Linked DNA regions of Homo sapiens: region 2 is linked to region 1. The links are chromatin contacts, found by Hi-C or POLR2A ChIA-PET in ENCODE. All regions are on one chromosome and are shown on one strand. Each heading gives the region's core, a stretch centred on a gene start or an enhancer-like site at or near the end of the contact. The rest is flanking DNA. Distances are from core to core; before and after follow the strand shown. Region 1 overlaps ANO4 (anoctamin 4). Region 2 overlaps ANO4 (anoctamin 4).

Region 1 (3,381 bases), core at 417-2,916:
ATTTTCTAAAATGAGAGAATTTCTCCATGATCTTAGACAAATGAGACAACATGCTATTTAAAGAAGATATTTAAGGATGCGACGAAGATTTTACACTTGTGAATTATTCATCAAAGGATTAGTTAGGGGTTTTATAAGTGACAAGCATTGCTAGAATTGATACAAACTTAATAAAACCAAGGGAAGAAGTCTGTAATTCCCAAATGCCAAATGTAGTTTGTTATACTAACATACTACTTACCAATCTTGTTTTTTCCTTCTTCATATTTTATTCTTTGTAAAATGTGATGCACGATTCTACTTCTTGTGGCATTGTTGAAGAACGTTTCTTTGTTGTGTATGATGAAGCTGCATACATATATTAAAAATACAAGTTGAGAATTAATCGGAGGTGAAGGATCTAATTTTTGTTATAATTTGGTGTTGCTCAGATGCAGATGTCTTCAGTCAGTCATAGACAGGGTGTGTCTGGAACAGCCTGAGGGAGCCAGAGATCACACCAGGATAGTAGGCTCATAGGTATGAGTAGTTTTGGTTTTCAGCATCAACATCGTTCATGCTAGGAAGGAGCTGGAGCTAAACAAAGTTAAGAAACCTAAAAATAAACTAATAGCAAGTCTAGGTCTTGTATCTTGTTTTTTCTCAGTAAGCTCATTATATTAATTCAACTAAAAATTCATTTTGTTTTTCTCTCCTCTTCTCTCCTACCTCAGGCTCTCCCATGGCATAATCAATGGATTTTCAGAAATTTTAAGATATAAAACTGGCTTGGGTGGTGGATATAGGAGTTAGGTAATGAGCTGTGGTCTGGCTCACAGGTGAGGTGAGAGGCCAGTCTCTGGAAATCACCTCTGTCCTTACCTTTTCCATGTTCTTTCGTGAATAGGATCTTTCTTCTAAAGCACACACTTAAGATTGATTTGCCTCCCAGCAAGTGCCCTAGCCAGTCTCTACTTTGTCAAGGGTGCATGTGCAGGTATGTGTGTGTATGTGTGTGTGCGCACACACACACACACGGCTTTCCAGTAGGTGCTTGTACCCTACTAAGAGGTTTTCTAGGTAGCAGATAGAGCTTCCAGGTTTACATAATCCAGCATGAAATGGCCATGTTTCCCCTTTTTACGAATGCAAAAAATGGTAGAATATTAGAGATACTGTATATGTAACTCCTTCATAAATTATAAAGTTTATCAACCCTGCAAACTTTCCTTGGGCACCTCCTATAAGCTGGACATCATGCAAAGGCATATAAATGTAGGCATTTTCCCCAACACTCAGCTCAGAAGTCACCTCCTCCAGCAAGTCTCCCCACCCCTCCAACTACACTTCTGTCCCCCAAAGCATTCAGTTACTCCTTCCTTTGTGCTATTTCTTATTTTGCAAGCACATCAATTTACTGATCATTCCATATTGTCATTTTTTTTTCATTTGTTCGTCAAATGTTTACTGAGGATACTCTTTTAAGGTACAAATTATACAGTGGTAAACAAAACAGATAAAATCCTTGTCCTTGAGAAGCTTACAGTATAGTGGGGAAGCAAGAGCATCAAGGAAATGAATGTGAGTGTATGCCAGAGAAAGGCAAGGTCAACCTCCTTCTGCATGCCTTTCCTTCCATGTAAGACCATGAGCTCATTCAGGACAAAGGGCTGAATCATCACTTCTGTAGCCCAGGGATCCGGTGAGTGGCTGGTACACAGGTATGTGAGGGTCATGGTAATTTATGATGTGGAATTTGCTAAATGTTTTTCTTCAAGGAAATGAATTCTCAGGAGTTGTTCAAATAATGAGAGGAAGAGAAAAAATTGGCCTCGAGAAAGAGTAGTCCAAGCATGGGGTTTGGTTTGGAAACAGGGCTGGAAATGTGACTTTGGGATAACAGATAAAGGAAAGAAAGGCCAGGGAATATGGAGACAAAAAGTAAATCATGAGAACTGATTTACCGAAGTATTTTTCTCTCACTTTTACTTCTCTTGGATTCTCTTACTGAATACCGCTCTTGGAGAAAGGTAATTTGAGTTGGTGGATGAGCGATAAACGCTGTGTGGGTAAATGAGGATGCTGCAGCATTTATCTGACATTTATCTCTGAAAACATTTTACAGCATCAAAGAGGAAGAGGAGAAAACCGAGAGTCTCACTGAATGTGTTTCTTTGTATTTTATCTTCCTCTGCTTTTTCACCTGATTTGAGACAGGCCATTATATTTTAACACCAAGTAAAGATGTCATAAAGAAATAGACAATAAATAAAAAGCACATTTTGCCTCACAATTCTAGATGATAACTGAAAGCTGAGAAGCACAACTATGCTTGACAAGAAAATTGAAGGCCAAAAGCCCATGTCCCTCCTCCATTAAATGGTTTTCTGCTTCCTTCCCTTTTTATAGCATCACATTACATTTTCTGAGCACATGTAAATGTTCTCTATAATAAGCACCACAGACAAGCTTCAAATTTTTGTTTTTCTTTTCCTTACATCTAGGCTGTACCTGGAGCCTGGAGGTTCTGTAGAGGAATACACACACAGGGCATGTGCCAGACACTATTCTAAACAGTCTCAATACATGAACTTATTCAATCCCTATTTCAACCCATAAGGGAAGTAGTACTTATTAGCCACATTTTACAGGTGAAGAATCAGAGAGGTTAAGTGATGCACCCAACGTCACTGAGCTAAAAAAGGGCTGAACCAGCATTTGAACTCAGGCAGTCTGGCTCCAAAGGCTACCCCTGTGGTGACTCTGTTTGCTCGCTTGCCTCTGTCTGCCAGCTACTTCCTGAGGCCTGGAGGCTGAGTCTCCTGGAGGTCAGCTGAGAGTTCCTCTGTCCAGATTGCTCTTGTTTCCAGGTTTTTATTCATTTGTTTCCAAATCTCAGCTCAGGCCATATCTTCCCCAGAGGCCCTGGCTTGACTTCCATGCCCTCACTCTGAAATGCAGTGTGGTGCTTGATATGGTTTAGCTGTGTCCCCACACTCTTCTTGAATCATAGTTCCCATAATCCCCATGTGTCATGGGAGGGACCTGGTGGGAGGTAATCGAATCATGGGGGTGAGTTTTTCCAGTGCTGTTCTTGTGATAGTGAGTAAGTCTCATGAGATCTGATGGTGTTATACAGGGCAGTTCCCCTGCACATGATCTCTCCTGCCTGCCAACACGTAAGATGTGCCTTTGCTCCTCCTTCATCTTCCACCATGATTGCAAGGCCTCCTCAGCCATTTGGAACTGTGAGTCCATTAAACCTCCTTTCCTTTATAAATTACCCAGTCTTGGGTGTGTCTTTATTAGCAGCGTGAGAACAACTAATGTGATGCTATAAAGAGAGAAGGAAGCAAAGAACCACTGATGGAGGAGGAGGAGCGACTTTTAGCTCTGAGTATG
Region 2 (3,381 bases), core at 564-3,063, 34 kb before region 1:
AGCTAGGAAAACATTTTACACGTGTGGTTTTTATTCTGGAAATTGGATCTTTTCTGAAGCCAAGTTCTGCGTAATATTTTGACTGAGTACTAGAATGCCTTCTAAGGGGCCTGCCTGCCACCAGTTGGCCTCCACTTTCACCTCTCCCTGCACTGTTGCCAGAGTTATTTCCCAAATACAATTGATGATGTCCCTTCCCGGATTATAACTCCAGTTGGCTTTCTGTTGCTTACAGCGTGAAGCCATGTTCTGTTGTAGCTCAAGTGGTCTGTGATAAGTAGCTCTCAGCCTTCAACAGGTACTCTGCTATGGGTTGAACTGTGTCCCCTCAAAAAAGGTCCCAGTACCTCACAATGTGACCTTATTTGGAAGTAGGGTCAGTGCACATGTAATTAGTTAAGATGGGGTCATAACTGGAGTAGGCTGGGCCCTTAATCCAATATGACCACCGTCTTGAGAAGAAGATAGCCATGTGAAGACACAGAGACACGGGGCAAATGCCAGGTGAAGACAGAGGCAGAGATAGGAGTGATGCATCTACAAACCAAGGAAGGCCAAGGACCATCAGCCATCACCAGAATCCAGGAGACTGGCATGGAACAGATCCTTCCCTCACAGCCCTCAGAATCCCACTGACACCTTGATTTTGGACTTTGAGCCTCCAGAACTGTTATGCAATAAACTATTGTTTTAAGCTACCCAGTTTGTAGTACTATGTTACAGCAGTCCTAGGAAACTAATACACACTCAACCTCCCTATCACTCTGAACAGCCAATTCTTCCTTTTCAGAGCTTTACAAATACTCTTGTCACCTAAGAATGTTATCTATGTCTCCTTCCAACCCCACTACTCTGCCTGGCAAAGCTAAGACTTCTTTCCAATATCTCTTCTTGGGTGAACCTTTTCTGCTTTTCCTTTTGCCTCAGGAAGTTGACTACATAAACCCTCATTGGCCTATTGTAAATTGGACTTGCCCTGTATTATAATTATCAACGCTTCTTTAATATACTGAGATTTTTGAAAGCAGAGATCACATCTAACTCATTTTTGTGTATGAGTTAATGAGATCTTAATTGACACACTTCACAGAAGATGCACAACATGGTGGACACACTTTGGAATGACTCTGGAGTGAAACAGACCAGATCTGGTTTAAAGTTTAGGCTCCACACCTTATCAGCTACTGGAATCCTGGGCAAGTTGCATAACCTCTCTGAGCCTCAGTATCCTCATCTATAAAATGAGGTTAGTAATTTCTTTCTAATGGGTGATGAGAAATTGATGAGGTATCCTATGTGAATGTGCATACAAACATGGTAGGCCTTTAGTAAATGTGTACCTTTTTCAACATACAATTACCATTTTTTTGTGGAACATGTAGATAAGACTATAAAATATAAAGTTAGCATAAATATCTAGAAACAAAAGGCTGATTCTTGCAAAATTTATTTTTTTAAATGAGACATACTTCATTCACCAATTACTAACAGGATCACACTAAATAATTACCATCTTGTCATTTTGATTAAAGAGCTTTGTGGATCTTGCTTGGTGTGTTTACTGGGGATAACTTAACTTTTGGCAATCCTAGAAGTAAAAAATGAAAAACAAGGGGGAGAGAGAGAAAAAAAACAAACCAAACCAGAAACAGAACAGAGGGAAATAATCTGTTTCCCCGACAGGTCTCTGCCAACATCTAGTTCCCTGATGACTCATTTTTTCCCTCGGGAGAGGAGTTATTTAGTCCATAATCATTCTGACCCTTGGACCTTTCTGAACAAAAATGAGCATTGAGGAATGAGCCACACTGTAATTCCAGCCGAGACCCAGGCTCACAGCATACCTCAGGGATCCCGAGGGAGCCCTGCACTCACACAGACGTGACCTGAACAAAGGTAGTAGAGTTCTGTCAGGATTCCTAACCCAATGCCAAGGCCCTCCCAGTTGCTACAAACTGGTTACAGATGGAGCCTTATTATTTTTTTCCGGTGAACACACAAAGCAAAGGTAACAAAATGAACACGTCAAGCCCAGCCCTTCAGAAGTCTTGTAAACCACTTACATCTGTTCTCATCAGCTCCATATCTAGCAATTTCCTGAAAATAGAGTGCATTTGTTTTCTTTAATGCTGTAACTTGTCGATCATAAGAGATGATCCTGAGACCATTAAACTGAGCTCCATTAGAACTGACACATTTTTATAGAACATTACTGTCTCAAAGCAGGATAAATGAGGCTCAGGACAGGCATAGCAGTCCTTTATTTTAAGGTTCAGGTCTCTAAAACAGAAGGAAATGGTAACAAACAATACCTGATTCTAGCAGTAGAGCAGAGGAGCTCACACTGCCCAGTTTAACTCTTGGCTTTGCCACTTTCTAGCTACTGCTGCAGTTTCCTTATCTGTCATATGAGGATAAGAACAGTACCTTTTTAAAAGCTTGCTGGAGAGATTAAATGAGATGATACATGGGCAATGCTTAGGACTGCATTTAGTACATAGTAATCCCTCGGAAATGAATGCTATTAATATAACTGTTAATATTGTTGACTCTTTCAGATTTCTGCAAAAGGCATTATCTCTATCTACAAAGAAACACTTGGGGCAACTCATTCTTTTTCTCAAACTAGCACATTTCTGGGAATAATGTGGGATTTAAGCAATAAGTTGTCATCTAAGACAAAGCAATTCAGAGGGTGAATTATTCCAGGCATGTCTTGCCTGGAATGGCCCTAAAATGTTCCTCTGTGCCCAAAGTTTATTATAAAACATCCATCAGAGTCTTACAAAGTATACTCCAAACCACAAGGGCTGTTAAATCTCCAATCCACCCACTTTCAACCTCAGAAACTTCTCAACTCCATGCTCCAGGCAGCCAGCACCAATCAGCTGAGGTTGGCAAGGGGATAAAACAAAACCTATTTGTCATCTATAACATAAAACACAACTTGCAAAGAGGGTATGCAATCCATTTTATAATGGAGGTAGTGGGGGAGAGTAATAACCTCTGCCTTATGAACAAATGTCATCATACAAAAATTTACTTCTATGTAGTCTCAGGAGGTAAACTGTGAGAAGAAACCATTATTTAATTCAAAGTATATTTGAAATTGGTGAAATATTGAAGTGGGTAAGGAAGTTTTGTGTTTTAATTCTTCCAGGATACCACCAGGATACCACTCTTATATAGAAGCATTAACTCATTGCACAGTAAATTAGCAGCCCAAGGCAGAACTTCCAAATGCCTATGCCAGGAATAACAATAATGCCCCTTTCAACCCTTGTGGCTTCTGAGGCTGGGGTGTTTGGGACAGCCCTATCCATGGCCATGAGGAGGCTCCTCCATGTACAGCAGCTGCTGTGTAAATATTTTCATTTTTAT

What was found. Hi-C counts contacts between places; a loop is a spot of excess contacts on that map. ChIA-PET counts read pairs that join two places held with the same protein, here RNA polymerase II (POLR2A). Pooled maps may share reads with other maps.
Region 2: a map of endothelial cell of umbilical vein shows a loop between it and region 1 (7-fold over the local background). The contact joins two enhancer-like sites. A Hi-C loop is called at or near these places in 6 of 168 maps with a recorded cell type or tissue (Caco-2, Calu3, ascending aorta and 3 more) and 4 of 50 pooled maps. POLR2A ChIA-PET finds 5 or more read pairs at or near these places in 3 of 52 experiments (BJ, OCI-LY7 and WTC11).

What each region holds. Positions count from the first base shown.
Region 1 is chr12:101,017,001-101,020,381 of GRCh38, reverse strand. It overlaps ANO4 (anoctamin 4), which reads right to left. Exons shown (of 28, transcript NM_001286615.2): 9 at 242-348. Among named protein-coding and RNA genes, the nearest start is that of SLC5A8, 190 kb to the left of the region's middle. RefSeq lists an enhancer at 1,157-2,356. Within about 2 kb of position 1,666, at least 2 of the 41 ENCODE cell types and tissues checked have a DNase peak (open chromatin) inside an H3K27ac peak, as active enhancers do.
Region 2 is chr12:101,050,728-101,054,108 of GRCh38, reverse strand. The region is part of intron 14 of ANO4 (anoctamin 4); the gene reads right to left. Among named protein-coding and RNA genes, the nearest start is that of SLC5A8, 160 kb to the left of the region's middle. Within about 2 kb of position 1,813, at least 7 of the 41 ENCODE cell types and tissues checked have a DNase peak (open chromatin) inside an H3K27ac peak, as active enhancers do.